Linked DNA regions of Homo sapiens: all the other regions are linked to region 1. A link is an interaction called in ENCODE POLR2A ChIA-PET data of the cell type or tissue named here. Cell type or tissue: CD4-positive, alpha-beta T cell. All regions are shown on one strand. Links, peaks and the distances in the headings refer to the core of each region. The heading gives the core; the rest is flanking DNA. Region 1 has its middle 400 kb from the start of OR4E1. Region 2 has its middle 320 kb from the start of OR4E1. Region 3 has its middle 7.3 kb from the start of LINC02332.

What was found. ChIA-PET counts read pairs that join two places held together with the same protein. Peaks named below come from ENCODE experiments on the same cell type or tissue, not always from the same donor. Only the 100,000 strongest peaks of a DNase experiment are listed, where the experiment ranks them.
Region 2: POLR2A ChIA-PET joins it to region 1 with 5 read pairs; 3 of 35 experiments call an interaction of 5 or more read pairs at or near these places.
Region 3: POLR2A ChIA-PET joins it to region 1 with 5 read pairs; 4 of 35 experiments call an interaction of 5 or more read pairs at or near these places.

Annotation. Positions count from the first base shown.
Region 1 is chr14:22,068,483-22,075,109 of GRCh38, reverse strand. It overlaps TRA and TRAV22. Among named protein-coding and RNA genes, the nearest start is that of OR4E1, 400 kb to the right of the region's middle. In CD4-positive, alpha-beta T cell, for the core only: no CTCF peak of the experiment used is centred there; DNase peaks (open chromatin) are centred at 3,859 and 4,559; H3K4me3 peaks cover 1,478 bases; H3K27ac peaks cover 590 bases.
Region 2 is chr14:21,994,680-22,001,306 of GRCh38, reverse strand. It overlaps TRA and TRAV17. Among named protein-coding and RNA genes, the nearest start is that of OR4E1, 320 kb to the right of the region's middle. In CD4-positive, alpha-beta T cell, for the core only: no CTCF peak of the experiment used is centred there; DNase peaks (open chromatin) are centred at 1,696 and 3,806; H3K4me3 peaks cover 2,073 bases; H3K27ac peaks cover 259 bases.
Region 3 is chr14:22,546,417-22,553,043 of GRCh38, reverse strand. It overlaps TRA and TRAC. Among named protein-coding and RNA genes, the nearest start is that of LINC02332, 7.3 kb to the left of the region's middle. RefSeq lists enhancers at 2,158-2,207, 2,298-2,457, 2,468-2,547, 2,638-2,777. In CD4-positive, alpha-beta T cell, for the core only: no CTCF peak of the experiment used is centred there; DNase peaks (open chromatin) are centred at 1,213, 1,973, 2,823, 4,473 and 3 weaker places; H3K4me3 peaks cover 3,732 bases; H3K27ac peaks cover 4,859 bases.

The sequences.
Region 1 (6,627 bases), core at 953-5,952:
AAAGGCTGGAATGTAGCAAAAGCCCACCAAGAGTTTTGCCTGGGACTTTCCTGGGCTTTTAAGCATGACAAAATAAAGGAGTAATTCTTAACAGGGCCTCTTTAGGATTAAACAAGTTTTATAGGGGGTCTGAAGAAACTCGCTAGGCCTCCACAAACACATTTATTGGAGGTCTGAAGGAACTCCCCAAACCTCTGTGATTTGGCAGAAGACCAGATAAGGCTAATCACCCCAGCACCTAAACCCATTTAGGTTAAATAAACTTACTGAGACTCTAGAAGAAGGTCTTCAGGACTCAGACCTTAGTTATAAATTAAAAGAAGTTAATCATTTATGTCTTTAAATGAATGCACACTTACATGTAGACATATAACTTAGAAGGTATATAAAACTCTGAAAAAACTTTGTAATTTTGAGTTAGTCTGGCAATAATTTCCGGGCCATGTCCCTGTAACTGACTACAGAAATAAAAACTCTCTTCCTCCCCAGTTCATCTGCATCTCGTTATTTGTCTGTAAAAAAATAGCAGCCCAAACCTCAGTTTGGTCCAGGAACGCAAGGACAAGAGAAGCAGAAGGAAGCCTCCAGTATGGGAGAAAGTAGGCAGCCAGAAGCCTCCCACCTTCTTTCACCTGCTTTGTTGTAGCTGCGCAGCCTATTGGATGGTGCCCACCCACAAAGAGTGTGGGTCTTCCTCTCCCAGTTCACTGACTGAAATGTCAATCTCCTCTGGCAACACCATCACAGACACACCCAGAAACAATGCTCTACCAGTTATCCAGGCATCCTTCAGTCCAATCAACATAACACCTAACATTAACCATCACAATTAGGGTCCATTCTTATGACTTTATCTTAACTAATTACATCTGCAATGACCCTATTTTCAAATAAGGTCACATTCTGAGGTACTGGGAGTTAGGATTTCATCTTGAATTTTGAGAAACACAATTCAACCCATAAGAGCAGCCATAGAAAACTAATATAATATGTTATCTAAAATGTCTAGTTTAAAACAAAAAATTATAAGATATACCCCAAACAGGAAAGTGTGATTCTTACACAAGAGAAATAAATTGGGTAATGGCAACTTCCTTTTCTATGACTTAGATGTTGGATTTCACAGACAAAAATTTCAAAATAGCTGTTTTAAGTATGCTCAAAGAAATAAAACCATGCTGAGGGAAGTAAAAAAGATATGATGATGACTTCTTATCAGCCAGAGAATATCTATAAAGTGGTAAAAATTATTTTTTTATGAAAGGAACAAAATAGAAATTCTAGAGTTGGGAAAGTGCAATAACCAAATAAAAAAATTGACTGGAGGGTCAAACAGTAGGTTCGGGCTCCCTGAACAAGGAATCAGTGAACTTAAAGATACATCTACAGAGATTATGCAATCTGAAAAACAGACAGAAAAAAGAATAAAGAAAAATAAACAGGGACTCAGAGAAACGTGGTACATCATTAAGCACACCAATATACGCATAGTGAGAGTACCAGAAAAAGGAAAGGAAGAAAAAGGAACAAAAAAATTTGAAGAAACAATGGCTGAGAATTCCCAGATTCAAAAAAGCATTAATCTACTCATCTAAGAAGCTCAGTGAACTCTAAGTAAAATGAATGCAAAGAGATCCACACTCAGACACATCATAGCAAAAATGTTAAAAGACAAATAGAATCTTCAAAGTAGAAAGAGAAAATCAAATATTTATGAGAGAAACTCAATAAAATTAACAGCTGACTTCTCAACAAAAACAACAGAGCTAGAAGGCAGTGGGAAGATATATTCAAAGTGCTGAAAGAAATATACCATCAATGAAGATCCTATATTCAGCAAAAGTATCTTTCAGACATGAAGGTAAAATAAAGACATTCCTAGATAAATACAAACTGAGAGAATTTATTGCAAGCAGACTCACCTTCAAGCAATAATAAAGGAAGATCTTCAGGCTGGGAGCAAGGGACTTCAAACAGTAATTTGCATCCACACACTTACTAAAAAGATAGTGTGACTGCATATTTATCCCCTTTCTACTATTAACTGATTTAAATAACTACTGTATAAAACAATACATATATAATTATATTATTGGACTTACAGGAATGTAACATATTTGATAATAAAAGAATAAAGGAGGAAGGCAGATTGCAAAACTATATTGGAGTAAGACAGTGACACCAGATGGCAACTTGAATCCACAGGAACAAATGATCACTTCTTGACCTTTTGGCTATGATTAAGTGCACAGGAACAAATGAAGAGACCCAGAAATGATAAGTAAGAAGGTTAACAACAAACACTTCAATATATATTTGCTTTCCTTTTTTCCTTCTCAGCTTATAAAACATAAGATTATATAAAGAAATAATTATAAAATTATATAAAAATTATAATAACCTATTGTTTGTAACATATATACATATAATGTGAATAACAATAATAAAGGGAATAAGAAATAGACCTATATAGAAGTGACATCTGAAAATCCCATTGGAGTTAAGTTAGCATAAAGTCTGAAGTGAATTCTGACAAGTTTAGATGTATATATATTGTAAGTACTAAAACATCCACCAAGAAAATAATTGAAAAAGCATAGTGAAAAAAATAAAGGAATGAAAATATTATACTATAAAATATTCACCTAATGCAAAGGAAAGCAGTTAAGGAGGTACAGAGGAACAAAAAAGACATAAGACAGAAAGAAAATAAAATTAAAATGCCAGATATAATCTATATCAATGATAACATTAAATGTTAATGGATTAAACAATCCAATCAAAAAGTAGAGATTATCAGAATGGCTACACACACACACACACACACACACACACACAACTATACACTGTCAGAGACACACTTTAGATACAAAGATACAAATAAGTTGAAAGTAAAAGGATAGGAAAAGATATGACTGGAGTCACTACATTATTATTAGACAAAGTATACTTTAAACCAAAAAATGTTACTAGAGATAAAAAGGGAAATTTTATAATGATAAAAGGGCATCCATTAAGAATATATCAGTTATAAACATATATGCACCTAATGACATATCCCAAAATACATGATGCACAAAAACTGACAGAATTGAAGGGAAAAACAGAAAATTCAAGAATAACAGGTGAAGACTCAATACCTCACTTTCAATAATAGATAGGACAAATAGAATACCAACAAGGAAATAGAAGACTTGAACAACACAAAAGCCAGGTAGACCTAACAGACATCTATCTACCCAAGATCAGATTACACATTCTTCTCAATCATGCATGGTTATATTTTCCAGGATAGATCATATTCTAGGTTATACAACAAGCCTGAAAAACACATATGGGAACATAACATTTTAAAGTTTTTTCTCCACAGCTATTTATCAATATGTGAATATTTAAAGAAATTTTACTTTGCTGCACTAGTGGGATAGTATGCAAATATTTGCCCTTGTCTGTTGGTACATAATGTGGTGAGGTAGACCTGAATGTGCTTGAGACACACAACTAAGCTGGATCACTGTCTAACTAATGTCTAACAACATGCTTATTGGAATGGTGTTTCTTTTCTTTTTATTCTTTTTACTTTTTACCCTTTTGGAGTCCTGCATACTGTCACTTAAATATTTATTTTGATTCTGTCCTCTTATCAGCTACTCTACTCCTTCCAAGTTAGATATTTATAGGGTAGGAGGAGGTGTGTATTGAAAAGGGAAAATAAAGACCAAAGTCTCAAACCTGTAGAGCCAAAAAGAATCTACGGTTAAAACTCTACCTATGTACAAAAGGAATATTAAGCTGTGCAAAATGCTGCTGCGGTGGCCTCGTGATGTGGTTGTTACTGGTAGAGGAACCGAGCCCGGATGAGGGTTTGTGTACAGGCCGCAGGTGCCTGGGGAGCACTGTGGCTCCACAGCACAGAAATAAACGCCTGAGTCTGTGGTCTGGGAAGAGGAAATGTACAATAAGCTGTAGCGTTCCGTAGCGACAGTCGTGGCGCTTAATCTTCCATTCTGTTTTGTCCCTGAGGGAATGTAAAACAGGTTGATGAGCTGTCCCCAAGGGTTTTGATGAAACCACTGCAAATTGTTCACAGAGTCAGAAAAATTGCACCGCAGCGTGGAATTGGCTCCCTCCTGGAGAATCAGGTCTGGAGGACTCTGCTCCACTTGTATTCCTCTCACACCTGGTCAGAAATGGAGAAAAAGTCATAGGTGATGGGCAGTTTAACATCTGAAGAATCCTGAAAATGCCCCCACAGGTTGTGTGAATAGAAAGACTGCATGACTTTTTAACTCCTTGCCCTTCCTCCCCTCAACAAGGCTGCAGCTGCTAAATCCTTTCAGATTCCCACCTTGGACAGCCCCAACTCACAGCAAACCTGGGCACTCAAGAGCCCCAGCAGAGCTCCCAATATCCTCTTCATGATGCTTTGCCTTCTTGCTCCGGGCATTTTCACCATAAGATATATTTAACTAAACCTTGGGGAGGTCGGTGTCATGACTTGGCTCTGGAACTGTTGCTGCTCCTGCAACCAATCAGCTCCACCCGACAAAGCCTGCTCACGCCCAGATGCTACTGAGTTTTTAAACAGCGTTCTGTGACAGGAAGCCCCACCCGCCGACTTAAACCTGGCTGAGAGCCGGGGTGGAAAGGGGTGGAGTGGAAGGGAAAAAGAAAGGTCATTATTCCGTAACCTGAGGGATGTTTTCTAATAATTCTGGATATAGTAAAGAATGTGAAAGATCCTGTGAGAAGGAAAGGGAGGGGCCTCCTCGGGAGGACAACGTGCCTCAACTGTAATACTAATTCGAGCCTGGAGAGGATCACAGAATGAGTGTCCACATTTTAAACCCCCAAAACAAGAATGTGTTCTGACAAGAAGGTCTTTATTAGCCAATTTAGGTGAAAGTCATTCCAGTCATGTAAAGTAATAAGAACATACATGTTATGTATTATATATGTAATAATTTTTATTATTAGAATATATGAAAAGTGTGGATTAGGACTCCTCTGAAATAATCAAGAATTGTGGTAAATATTGTTATAAGAAATGACCCTAGTAAGACTGTAAATTGTGAGAGAAAAAATAAGATCAATTCAAATTTTTTTCTACGTATTACCCTGGATGGGCAATATGTTTTATTTTTCTAATTCTTATTTTATACAAACTTCCTTTATAGCTTATCTTACAGTCCAGTAAATCTTTTTTCTTTTTTTTTCTGTCTTCCTTTTTTCCTTCCACTTTCTCCTATCATTACCTTCTGTTTCCATGTTCTTCCTTTTCTCTCTCTCTCTTTTATTTATTTACTTATTTATTTATCTATTTATTTATTTATTTTTGGTTGAGGGTAGGGGGTTCTAGTTACATGAAAGGGACAGAAGAATACTAAAGAAAAGATGGCTTTCAACAGTTTAGAAATAATTTTGGACCTGTGAAATAAAAGTTCATATTTTTTTCTTAGGAAATCTTAGGAAATAAAAATTTTTTAAAATCCGAATTCCCTTCTTTGGAATTCTCCACTTTCCCTTTTGCTGTATATGATTCTGTTTGATCCAGGATTTTCTGATAGATACAGATAAAGATAATAATATAAAGACAAAAATTTAAATATAGGTATATATATATGCATTTCAAATATAACCTAGAACTTGAATATTCATATGTCATTTATCTTGTTTTAGAGGACAGAGCTACAATTGAAAAGAATACTCAGCAAAAATATGTTTCTTATGTGCTGATAATGATTTAGTTTGTCCTTGCACATAATTATTCTTCCCTCTTTACTCTTACTGGCCCTCATCCTTATACTCAATATATTTCTCAAATCTTTCAACAACTATTCACTACTAGATCCTTCAGAGCCGTCCCTCAATTTAAGAGAAGCCTATATGCCTCCTGACGTGCTAAACCTTGAGAAAGACTACATCTTCCTCAGCATATATGGACAGCTCAGCCCAGCTGTCTTTTCCTAGGGCTGTACCTGTGGGTTGACATGAAACAACAGAAGTGTCCACAGAATGGAGAGTACCATAAATAGGGCCATGAGACCCCACGGTGGCTTTTATGAAGATAAATACTTTAAATGTAATTTTATGTAATTAGAACATCCATTTAATTCATACGTATGAACTGAAAAAATATGAGCTCACCAATTTGATTCAGTTATAGTTAAGTCAATATATTTAAGAGTGTTTGAGACCTTGGAAATTAAAAAAAAAAATGAATTGGATACGGTTTTTCCTTCAGAGAGCTTGTGATATAGTGAGGAGACAAACATCTCTCTGAATGTAATAAAGGTTTACAGGATATCATTTTTAAAAAGCATCCTTAAACACCACATGAGCACCAAGACAGTAACAATTATGTCAAACTTCTATTACAGGATGTGACTTGATGGGGGATGTGATGCTACATGCCTTCTGTGGAGGTGACGAGACTGGAGAGTAACAAAAGCAAAGATGGCAAACTTTGAAAAGTGACCCTTTGTTTTAAATACAAGAAGGACAGAAGATGAGCAAGGTTGTGGACAGTATGACCCTTAGACTCAGGCAAGAGCCCTGCCCAGAGCCTCATATTTTACAGGGCCACTCAATCACACAGACACACACACACACGCAAATGTACTGAAG
Region 2 (6,627 bases), core at 848-5,847, 74 kb after region 1:
CCTCAGGGATTGGTAAACTTTTCTCTATAAAAGGACAAATAGTATATATTTGAAATCATACACTCTCTGTTGCAAGTACTAAACTCTGCTGTTATAGCATGGAAGCCATCATAAGCAATGTGTAAATAGATGAGCATGGCTATTTTGCAATAAAACTTTACAAAAATAGGTGGCAGGTTGTTTTGAACACTAGGCCATAGTTTTCTGACCCCCATTATACACCAACAATTTATTCATACAATTCCAAATACCCATGGACTATAGTTTGAAAAACTCAGCCCTATTGTCTTGTGTGTTCTTTCTTTTTTTTTTTTTTTTTTTGAGACGGAGTCTCGCTCTGTCACCCAGGCTGGAGTGCAGTGGCGCGATCTCGGCTCACTGCAAGCTCTGCCTCCCGGGTTCACGCCATTCTCCTGACTCAGCCTCCCGAATAGCTGGGACTACAGGTGCCCGCCACCATGCCCTGCCAATTTTTTTTTATTTTTAGTAGAGACGGGGTTTCACAATGTTAGCCAGGGTGGTCTCGATCTCCTGACCTCGTGATCCGCCCTCCTCGGCCTCCCAAAGTGCTGGGATTACAGGCGTGAGCCATTGCGCCCGACCTCTTGTGTGTTCTTTTACTACAACATTATTTTAACTCTTAGAGGAGGCTTAAAATAAAGATATTATATTAAATAAATTAATAGGAAGAAAGAAGAGGAAAAATTGATTATCTTAGTGCTTAAGTTACTTTGGTGTTACAGATTCAAGGCTGAGCAGCACAGATAATGGTCCCTGCCCTTAAGGAGCACATAGAGTAATAATAGAGACAATTATTAATTAAATAAAGAAATAAAAGGAGAAACTGCCCATTTAAAAAGGCAGTGGTCCACAATTCTAAGAAAGCGTATTGAGCTTTCTTCTATTACTGACTCTTGAACAGACGTATGAGAACAAGTAGGCATTTACTGGGCTCTACTCTCAAGGGAAGAGAAAATAATTTTTTAAAAAGAGTAAGAATGTATCCTAAAATTGCTTTGAGGGGGTTATATAAGATAAACAAAGTGCATTCAAGAAACGTAGATAGGACCAGTATTGAAGAAAAAGATAAATTAGGAGCTTATTGTGGAAAGATACTGGAGAGGTATTAAGAGTCTAAATCATGGAGGGTTTTGTAAATCACATGAAGCAATTTTTTTTCTACTCTAAGAACCAGTGAGGACCCAGGTGGTTGACATGGTCAAATTTGCACTCTGAAAAGGTCACCCTCACTGTGTACAAAGCACTATACTGAGAAGTGATGGGGTCTGTCAAGCTTGCTGGGGGCAGAGGAGTAAGCGATTAGGGAGAATTTTAAATTTGGGTGTGGAGGTGAATTAGGTTATAGAGGTTGTAATGTCTTCTGGAAAACTTAGTAGGTGGTACACTCAATAGAACTTGAAAATACATTGGATATGGTAATTCAAAAATAACTATGAACCAAAAATATTATGAGTCCTAATATGTCCTAAACTGAGGGTCTGGCAGAAACTTCTAATTGTCTGTAAAATGTCCATCATCACCTATTTTTTTTACTAATAGAACCCAAATTTTGCTGTGAATAGAAATATACTTAGATAATAATCCTGATATTCTAGCCTCCCTTGCAGATAGGAGGAGGTGGAAACATCGAATACCACTCTAGCAAATGAGTGTAAGCAGAAGCCATTGGGCGGAGCTTCTGGAAAAGACTGACTCAGCCAGCATGTACATGTGCCCTTGACTTTCTCCTTCTTTCAGTCTGGAAGGTGTATAAAGTGGAAGGATCTCTATCAGTCTCTTGAAAGTGTAAAAAAAAGAGTGACACATTAAGAGTGAAAAACAGTAAGCTAGAAAGACCCTAGTTCCTTTGTAACATGATGAAGCTACAGCACCAGCCCTGAATATTACAGAGCTCCTTTATGTGGAAAAAAACTCGTCAATCTTGTTACAAACATTATTGTTTGGGTTTTTTAAATGTGAACCTGAGCCAATCTCTTACATATATAGAAGATATTCATTACAATTGAAATTCATCACTTTATCAGAGGCTGATTGAGTAAGCCAGAATTGAGCTTAATAGTCCAGATCTTCAAAGATACTCTAGTGATTCTGGTACAGCTAATATTAATGGGTCAAGGTCTGACACAACCTTTCCCTGCCCTCCCCCACTTTTCTCACCAAAGCATGAACCTAAATACAAATGCTCTAATTTTCTCCACAAACACATTTTCAGTAGTATCTAAACTGTGTCAAGAAAACTATAGTCAGTATTTATTTCTCAGTAGGAGCAAGAATAAATAGCTGAAAAACTGTTATGTATTTGGTACTAAAAATGCCTGCTTTCAAAACACAGCGTTTTAGGACCTGGTAGTGTCAAACACCTATCTCTCCTTTGGATGGGGAAAAGTTGTTACTTTCTTATAAATTCCCATTTTGCCTAATAGAGACATTGAAGCTTGGGAATCATACAACTAATAAATGGTGAAATCAGATCCAGATATTTGTCACTATCACTCCAAAGATTCAGAAAATTGTCTGTCTTATTATGCAATGGTTTTACTCCTCAGCTCTAAAATGAAAAGCTTGGTTGAGAGTCCTAGGACCTCTTCCAATTCTAATGCTTAATGAATCTACTGCTTCTTATACAAGAATTAGAGGAACCTAAGAGCCACCTCATGCACCTTAAAGACCCACTGATGTCTTGGGAGGGCTGCACATAGGACAAATGAGACCTTCTAAAACTGTGCAGCCTTCCTCCTCTTCCACAAGTGCCCAGTGATTTTTTTCCCTAATAAAATTAGGGATTAAGTAATATTTTGGGCTCATTGATCCATATCCTTTATTTCAAGTGAGGAAATTGAAGGCTGCTACACTGACAATGTCCCTATGTAGCCAGGATTAGCAGAACTGAGCCTGGCATTTCCATTTCCTGTTCCAAATTTCATGCCTTTTCCCCTAGTCCAAGATGCTTTTTAAAAAATCACGAATTTGAAAGAGTTCCCCTTTTACTTTGCCAGCTGTTTGTAGACTCTTCTTGACTGAAAGACATAACCACTAATTCTACCCACTATTAGGGCTTCTAAGAAGCTGCTTTGGCAGGGTTTGCGTAGAGGCTGCAGGTTCCTGGGGAACACTGTGCGTCCGTAGCACAGAAGTAAGAAGCAGTGTCTGCTGCCCGGGAAGCCGTGATCAACAAGGAACTGCTTTTCTTGGAAGTGTCAAGCGTGACTCTTAATCTTCCACTGTGTTTCTCTCTTTCATTTGAACGTATTAAAATTAGGTGGACAAGGCCTCTACCTGAATTTTGTCTATACCACTGTAAATTGTTTATACTAGTTTTGTAACTGCAGTTCATGGTGGCATTTTCACCCTCCTGGATGCTCAAGGCCTGAGGATCCTCTTCTCCCTGTTGACTGTTCACCCCTAGGCAGAAACACAGGTCCGGGACCAGGAGTCAGTCATTACATTTTCAAATTACATTTCCAAATTAATAAGAACACTTCACCCCTCAGCCCTGTGGGCTCTAAAATTTGGTCTTGCCATTCCCATCACCAAAATCCCCAACTCACTAGCCAGTTGAAGCCATAGAATCACCAAAGACACTCCCAGGAGAGTTTCCATTCTTCTTCCTTATTGAAATCACAGAAGACCTGAAATGGAGCAAGGCTCCTCAGTCACAGATGAGCTCTCTTTACTGGGTGAATCCCTAGTCTTTCTGTCCCCTAGTCTCAGGTTCCTCCCTAGCCAGTCACAGGCAAGCTCAGTCCTTTCCTTTCAATGCAGATAGGCTGATTTAAAGCCAAGTTAGTCTGAGGAGAGGGAGGCACTGCCCTCTTGTGATCGTAACATCATCCTGCTGCCATCAGGACGTGTGTTCAGAGCTGACTCAGAAGAAATTACAAAGCTATTCCAGTCTCTGCCTTTATTGAAATCTAATTCTAACTTAGAATAGGAACAGATACATTTCAATTCAGGTAAGAACTCAACTACGAAAGACAGTTGGTGCTCAATATTTTCAGACTACCTCTGAGAAGCACTGTTAAATTCCCTGTAGTTACTATGACCTCTGATCATGTACCTACGAGCTTCCTTTTAAAAAATTTTCCCTGGAATGAGATTATATACAAGTCAAGGTTTTTACTGATGGGCAACAGAAATGGACTCTGCCTAAATTAAGTAGAAAAGGAATAAATTAATGAATACTGGATTTACCTCAGAATCTCCAGTAGGGTCAGAGAACTGAACTCAAAAGCTATGAAGTCAGCAGCAGTACAGAAAATCACTCTGGAGAAGCACTCCTCTGAGTATCCCACTGGCTCCTTTCCTGAGCTCCAGATACTGCCCGTAGTTTATGCAAGACTGTTCACGCAGGACAATGTATGCAGCTACAATTCCACTGCCTTGTAGCCTGTAAACTCTCATGTCCACCTTGTTGCAATTACCACCACTCTCAAAAAGGAAACTCTTACTCATTTTTTGTTTGTTTTTTGTTTTTGTTTTTTTGCAAAAGTAACTCCTGAGTGAAAGTTAGGGAACAATTCATCTAATTGTTGGAGCCCAAGCCATGTGCCCACATCAAGCCTAACCAGTAGGCTGTATTAGTTTACCAGGGCTCCCATAACAAAGTATCACAGACTGCATGGCTTAAACAACAAACATTTATTTTCTCATGATTTTAGGGACTACAATTTCAAGGTCAAAGTGCTGGCAGGTTTAGTTTCTTTTGAGGCCTTTCTCCATGACTCATAAATGGTTGCCTTCTTGTTGTGTCTTCACATGGTCATCCCTTTGCCTGTGCTATCTGTCCCAATCTCCTCTTAAGGATGCCAGTCTTATTAAATTAGTGGTTACCCTCAAGACCACCTTTTAACTTTACCTTTAAAAGTTCTGTCTCCAAATAGAGTCATGTTCTGAGGTACTGGGGGTTAGCGCTTCTACGTCCACATTTTGTGGAAACACAGTTCAGCCCATAGCAGTGAATACCTAGAAGTTTTAGTTTCTATGGCAGGAGGCAGGCGGGTCCAGGAAGAGAGGAAGTTTTATAGTCAGGCCATCGAAGTCAGGTTTACATCTATCAGTTCAGTAGCTGTTTCTGTCTTCTGTGCCTACATTATCTTGGCTGTAGAACATGGATCATGAGTAAATAATAATACTACCTTTTCAGAGCTGTTGAAGGTTAACGATGAGATCATAAAATGTCATTTAGCACAGTGCCTGACATTCATTAGTGACTGAAAAATTATTATTGTTATAAGAAAATGGGTCCTGATGCAGAGCAGTCAAAAAGAATAGCAAGAATCTTCTAGAGTATTTTATAAATGTTCCCAAAAATTGATTTTAAGGTATTTTGTGTGTAAAACAGAGAGAGAGATGGGAAAGATGAGAAGACAGGAGAACAGAGAAAGGAAAAAAAGAAATGAGAAGAAGAGATTGCTGGCTAGAGCAATATGTAGATTGGAGGGTTCCAAGACATAAGTCTAGAGGAAGGGTCTGGGTCAGATGACTGCCAAAATAAATCTTTATGTTTTTCAGTGCGAAATAAAGACATATGAAAGCTTTTTGAGCAAAGAACCAGTGTTATTTAACAAACTGAAATTTTAATCTGTCTGCTCTCTTCCAGATAATTTTGAAACAGTCTGTGAGCAAATTTAGAATAGTAGTTAAAAGATGTACCCTGGTTCAAAGAAATTAAATGATGTGTCTAATGTCTCACAATGAGGAGGTCAAGAATATAGTACTTTTAATATTTGTATGTATTTAGCTGTATCTGCAAAAAGTAACCAGAAATATTGCTGACCTCTTGGGAAAACTGTGAGATAGAGTTAAAACTGTGAGGTAGAATAAAACTATTTTTATAATAGTGCTGATATTACTTGAGTCTTTCACTGTGTTGACATTTACACTGATGAAGCAAATGCAATTGCTGATGTTTTAACACAGGTAAAATAAATGAACCCAAAATATTCTAGTAGTCATTGTACATAATCATTACCACCACACTGGCAAGAGAAAAAGATTTTACTCAACAATGTCCTAGATGTAGAAGCAAAATTTTTTAAATTAAATCTTGACCCTTGAGAGTACACCGTTTAAATATTCTGTGTGATGACATAGGACGTATGCATAAAGTTCATCTGTGGTGTACTAACACGGTGGTGCCTCAAGAGAGAAAGACACTGGAGTATTGTTTGAGTTGTGAGCTAAACTAGCTGTTTCTCATAGAACTTTTTTTTTTTTTTTTTTTTTTTACTTGAAGGCATGAGTGACAGAACAGCAGATTTGGGTAGTTGGAAGGTATGTTCTTGAAAATGATAAAATGTGAGCCTGCCATTTTGAGGAAAACAACTAATAGTGGTTGTCACCCATGATAATATTTGAGCTTCCAAGTGAAAATTAGAATTTTGGAAAATTTGCATCCACTACCATCGGCTTCACACCTTCCCAACTCTTAGCGGTTTTACTGATAAAATTGGTGGTGAGAGTAAAGAATGCAATTTTTGAAACTATAGTACTGTATTTGTTTTGAAATTATTATAAATCCATGGCAAGTTGCCAAAATAGTTTATAGAACCCTATGTACTCTTCACATAGCCTCTTCCAGTGGTGACATCGTATATAACTGAAATT
Region 3 (6,627 bases), core at 681-5,680, 480 kb before region 1:
GACGCATAGGGGAACCATGGAGTTATTCAGGGATGGAACCCCCTCCCACCCTGGGCATTGGTAAGCCTCAGCTTTGGGTCTTGGTAGCTGTGCTTGCTGGGTGGATGGTGGAGTGGTCTCTAAGTTGTGTTTCCCTCAGCATCCATGACCCTGGGGAAAGGTGCTCTGGCAGCAGGAGTCTCAGGAGGGAGAGCGCAGTGAGCTGTGGACCCCAGGAAGCCCCATGTCTTTTCTCTTAGGTGAGAGCTCGAGGCCTCTACTCTCCTCGGTCAAATCTCTGGGCTTGTGGGGAGACAGCTCATCTCCTTTTTTCCTCATTCTCACATCCGGGATGGTGGGAACATAAAGTCCTGCTGGGGTCACAGCTTCCTCTCAACCTTGCTCCTGGTGTCAGCTTGGGCACCTCAAAGGGCTGGCGTGGGGCTGGATCAGGCAGCAGAGTGGTGGGTGGTCCCCAGCCACGAATTTGTGAGACAATGCACAGTTTCAGTGGAAACCCAGTCTGAGAGGAGAGGCAAAGGAAATGCTCCTGGAGGGCAGGAGACAGTGGGTGGCATTTTGGGGACACTTGCTGTGTGGTCCCTGTCTGCCGCAGGTCACTGCCACCCATGTGTGTGGGCTCCTGTTATGGGTGGTCCCGTGGCGTGGCATGAGAGTGGGAGAGGAGGGGTCCAAGCTGGTAGGTGGGTTTTCCTGGCCCTCAGCATAGCCTGCTAAGCGGAAGCTTTTAGAGGTTATTCCAAGAAGAGGTTGACTTAGGCAGCTTGTTGAATGAGGCTTCCTGGACAGCATCATAGACAAATGCCTTGGTTTTTCTCTGCCCAGCTAGTGATCACCAGCAAGCAGAAAATGACTCCTACCAAACCCAGTCAAACAGAGGCACAGTCTCTGCTCTTCCAAATCATTTTAATGAAGGCATCGGCAGCAGGACATACAACACGCCCAGATACACAGCATAGCAGGGCCTCGATAATGAGATAATTTCCCCCCACGTCTTGAGAAGAAGAATACTATGTATTTCTTTATGAACACTATTAAAAAAAAATAAACCCCTCACAACATTCTGCAGGACCTAGAGCCCAAGAGAACCCACTGAAGATCCATCATCTGTGGGATGGCGGAGGCAGTCTCTGGGGAGCAGGAGGGAATGTGCACAGCCAGGGGAGGCTGCAGCAGCCTTGCCTCTGCCGTGAATGTCAGGCAGTGACAAGCAGCAATAAGGGAACAGAGGGGGTGGCAGCAGTGTTTGGCAGCTCTTCAGCAATCTTAATCATAAATTCGGGTAGGATCCAGTTGGTGGCATTGCCGGGGGGGCACAGAGGTGGTAGCAGCTTTCACCTCCTTGGGGGTAGGAGAGTTCCCTCTGTTTGGAGAGGGAGAAGAGGGGCAATGCAGAGGAAGGAGCGAGGGAGCACAGGCTGTCTTACAATCTTGCAGATCTGGAATGAGGAAGAACAGAAGTCAGGCTGGACACTGAGGAAGACCCAGGACTGTTAGGGATGTGATGGTGATGGCTCTGTTTGGGGCTATGTGGTAGAGTTCTAGGAGCAAATGTACCCTGGAGTTCTTATTTTTTTTATTATTTGAGACAGGATCTTGCTTTGTCTTCCAGGCTGGAGTGCAGTGACGCAATCACAGCTCATTGTAGCCTCAACATTCCAGGGCTCAAGCGATCCTCCCATCTCAGCCTCTTAAGTAGCTGGGACTACAGGTGTGCAGCACCACACCTGGTTAATTTTTTCACTTTTTGTAGAGGCGGGGTCTCCCTGTGTTGCCCAGGCTGGTCTCCAGCTCCTGTGCTCCTCCTGCCTCTGCCTCCCAAAGTGCTGGGATTACAGGTGTGAGCCCCCGCACCCAGCCTGGAGTTTTTTTTTGATGGTGATGGAACAGGATGCAGTTGTCAGCAAGACGACTGGGGACCCTGGGGGAGGAGGGTGCGGAGACTCTAGCCAGGATTGGGGTGTAATATGAGTGTAATGTCTTCTTTCTACTGAGCTAAGAGAGCCGTACTGGGGAGAGAGGACATGAGGAGGTTACACGGTGAGAGAAGTACAACACAAGGCATGTGGTGTACACAAGTGTCTCTCTTCCTCCACTCATTAGCTGTGGGGCCTCAGTTTCTTCGTTTCTAAACAACTGTTCTTCCTACCTCATAGGGGAGAAGTGCAACTGAGGCGGCTGAAATGAGGATATTTTACAGCGTTTCAGGCCATTATTATTGCACAAGAGGAATTTGTAACAGGAAGAAGTAGGAGAGTTTGGTGGGCTCAGGCTTTGGACTTAAAAGCAAGACCCTGCAGGGAGGTTTGCTCTCAGAGCTTAGGATGCACCCAGAGACCCGCGTCCCTAAACCCCACTCCCAGCTTCAAGGCCCCTCACCTCAGCTGGACCACAGCCGCAGCGTCATGAGCAGATTAAACCCGGCCACTTTCAGGAGGAGGATTCGGAACCCAATCACTGACAGGTTTTGAAAGTTTAGGTTCGTATCTGTAAAACCAAGAGGCCACAGCGGTTATGGGCTTGCATGTCCCAGGCCTGCATGGCCTGCAGGACACACCCACGGTTTTCCCCAAGGCAGAGCAGGCTGGGTGGGGGAGGCCTGCAGCTCCTGCACCTCCTGTCCCTTGCAGCTTCTGTGCATATCCCCTTACAAACAGATTCTGTGCATTCTTCCAGGGCCAACAGTATTGTGTTTCAAGACAGGAAACACCGACTAGACTTGGCTCTTATTTTATTTCTGAGCCCTTCTGGGGATGGGGTAGGTGCTCAGAATTTATCATCACAATACCTCGGGTCCAGATGGGCCCCTTAGTGAGTTCCGCTACCACAGGAAGGATGACTCAATAAGAACAACTCAAATGGAAATGAATATGGGCCCAGGGTGGGTGTGAGGAGTGGCAGGGGATTCTTGAGAGACAGGACCATTGCCCACAGCCTATGTGAGTACTGTTGCTTGTCTTGAAAGAAGGCAAAACCTCTTGGCTGTCCTCAGGATGATCTGGTTCGTTTAGGGCTATCCCTAAGGGACTCAGAAATTTCACAGCTGGGCCACCCAGAAGCTCTCTCTGGCTCTCTTGACAGTGGAGCTGTTGAAAGGAATACAGAGGCCTAGGAGAGAGTCCTTGGTCTATTGAAGCTAGAAACTCATCCTCAAAGTGCTTAGAATGGAAAGTCAGAGATGGTGAGAGGGATTCAGGAGAGACCCCACCCAGCTCTGGGCAGGTCTTGAACCGCTGTTTCCATTCCTCATCATTCATTCCCACATCTACTAATTTCTTCCCACTCCCTCATCCAGGCAGGGTTATTGCGGGTTCATCACTTCCGCAATCCTGTGCAAACCCAGGCTAGACCCCTGTCTTACCTGTTTCAAAGCTTTTCTCGACCAGCTTGACATCACAGGAACTTTCTAAAAGGAAAAACAGACATTCTTTCAGCATCCAGAGCAGGCTGACTCTCCCACCCCAGACCTCCTAGTTCTTGGGCAGGTGAACAACTACAGCCTTTCCATGCCTCCTTGTGGAGAGATCTGGAGGGAACTTACAGCATATGAGCACCTGCTAGGGAGAGCCCCTGGCCCTGGCAGGACCGATACCTCGGCTCCTGGACACCATTTCTATTTACTCAATATACACTGTTTGTACAAAGTACATGTTGCATGACCCTGGCCACATGTGCCATCACACATAGACCCTGCTCTTGCCTGGCTTCATTCTAGAGTCCAATGGAGGCAGCGAGGCATACATAGTGACAAGGGCCATAAAGAGTATAAACACGTACTTTCATATGTTCCAAAAAGTTTTGATCCCTGCACCCCAAATTTTTTCCTTGGTTTCTTCTTAGTAAACGGCACTATCATTGACTCAGCTGCTCAGGCCAAAATCCAGCTGCCTTCCTTGATCCCCTCTTTGCTTTCTCATCCCTGCATGGTTCTACCTTTGAAACCTGAATGGTGTTGGTTACCTCCCTGCCACCACCCTGCCCAGGCCTCCATCATCTCTCTGCTGCAACTGCTCCCTTTCTGCTTCTACTCTTGGCTTACAACCCACTCTCCGTACAGCACTCAGATTGATCTTTAAGAAAAGCAGGCCGGGTGTGGTGGCTCACGCCTGTAATCCCAGCACTTTGGGAGGCTGAAGCGGGTGGATCACCTGAGGTCAGGAGTTCGAGACCAGCCTGGCCAACATAGTGAAACCCTGTCTCTACTAAAAATACAAAAAATTAGCCAGGCATGGTGGCGGGTGCCTGTAATCTCAGCTACTCGGGAGGCTGAGGCAGGAGAATCACTTGAACCTGGGAGGCGGAGGTTGCAGTGAGCCAAGATGCACCATTGCACTCCAGCCTGGGCAACAAGAGCAAAACTCCATCTCAAAAAAAAAAAAAAAAAAAAAAAAAAAAAAGAAAAGCAAATTAGGTGTCCCTCCCCTGCTTGAAGCCGATCAACAGCTTTCTGGCGTCCTTAGAATACTGTCTACCCTCTCATGGCCTAGAAGGCCCTGTGACCCGGCCCTGCCTCCTTCATTCAACTCATGCCTGCTGCTCTTCTCCTTTCTCATTGAGCTCCTGTCCCAGGCCTCTATAGGGTCCTCTCCCTGCCCTTGGTAGGGCTGGTATCTTCAAGTAGCATTTCTTCAGAGAGCCCTTCCCTGACTTTTGTCCTGAAGGTAGCTGTTTTCTCAACCCTGAGTTAAAACACATTCCAATCTGAAGTTATTTGGACTTTTCCCAGCTGACAGATGGGCTCCCCCAACTAGAATGGTGCTTCCTCTGGGCACACCCCTCATCTGACTTTTTAATTCCTCCACTTCAACACCTGGTGCATTCATGTGCCGGCACAATCAGTGATTGGTGGGTTAATGAGTGACTGCGTGAGACTGACTTAGTGAGCTGGGAAAGATTTTTTGGCAGACAGGGAGAAATAAGGAGAGGCAACTTGGAGAAGGGGCTTAGAATGAGGCCTAGAAGAGCAGTAAGGGGCAAACAGTCTGAGCAAAGGCAGGCAGGCAGGAACTCAGTTGGAGAGACTGAGGCTGGGCCACGTGCCCTCTCCTGCCACCTTCTCTTCATCTGCTTTTTTCCCGTGTCATTCTCTGGACTGCCAGAACAAGGCTCACTGTTTCTTAGTAAAAAGAGGGTTTTGGTGGCAATGGATAAGGCCGAGACCACCAATCAGAGGAGTTTTAGACATCATTGACCAGAGCTCTGGGCAGAACCTGGCCATTCCTGAAGCAAGGAAACAGCCTGCGAAGGCACCAAAGCTGCCCTTACCTGGGCTGGGGAAGAAGGTGTCTTCTGGAATAATGCTGTTGTTGAAGGCGTTTGCACATGCAAAGTCAGATTTGTTGCTCCAGGCCACAGCACTGTTGCTCTTGAAGTCCATAGACCTCATGTCTAGCACAGTTTTGTCTGTGATATACACATCAGAATCCTTACTTTGTGACACATTTGTTTGAGAATCAAAATCGGTGAATAGGCAGACAGACTTGTCACTGGATTTAGAGTCTCTCAGCTGGTACACGGCAGGGTCAGGGTTCTGGATATCTGTGGGACAAGAGGATCAGGGTTAGGACATGATCTCATTTCCCTCTTTGCCCCAACCCAGGCTGGAGTCCAGATGCCAGTGATGGACAAGGGCGGGGCTCTGTGGGGCTGGCAAGTCACGGTCTCATGCTTTATACGGGAAATAGCATCTTAGAAACCAGCTGCTCGTGATGGACTGGGACTCAGGGACAGGCACAAGCTATCAATCTTGGCCAAGAGGCCATGATTTCAGTGAACGTTCACGGCCAGGCCTGGCCTGCCACTCAAGGAAACCTGAAATGCAGGGCTACTTAATAATACTGCTTATTCTTTTATTTAATAGGATCTTCTTCAAAACCCCAGCAATATAACTCTGGCAGAGTAAAGGCAGGCATGGGAAAAAGGCCCAGCAAAGCAAACTGTACATCTTGGAATCTGGAGTGGTCTCCCCAACTTAGGCTGGGCATTAGCAGAATGGGAGGTTTATGGTATGTTGGCATTAAGTTGGGAAATCTATCACATTACCAGGAGATTGCTCTCTCATTGATAGAGGTTTTGAACTATAAATCAGAACACCTGCGTCTAAGCCCCAGCACTACCGTTTACTCGATATAAGGCCTTGAGCAAGTCACAGCAGCTCCTTACATCTCAGGAATTTCACCTGCAAAATGAATATGGTGCCTCATCCACCTTCCTAGCCAGGCTCTTCTGAGAAAGAAATGAGAGCTTCTCCATATAAACATCTATTTAATAAACTGTAAAGTACCAAACAAATGTTAGTTGGAGCCACTGACCCTGCCAGAATATGGCCGTGATAGAGTGCTAGTGAGTCATGCAGAGCCACAGCGTCTATCCTTCACCCTCAGAAAGCAGGAGCTGCTGGAGGCTTTTCCTTAGTGCTGAGACTCATTCTTCAGTATTTCCGTAGGATTTTGTGTTTTTAATGTGACTCTCATTGTTTATTCTTTCCGACCTCCTGCCTTTTGAGGAGGAAACAGAGGTTTGCCGGAGGATTAGCATGTTGGGGCCACCCAGAGAGTTTCCAGCAGGGTGGGGATTAGAATTTCCCACCCAGTGGTTCTCTGCTCCCACAGCCCCTCACATGCGCAC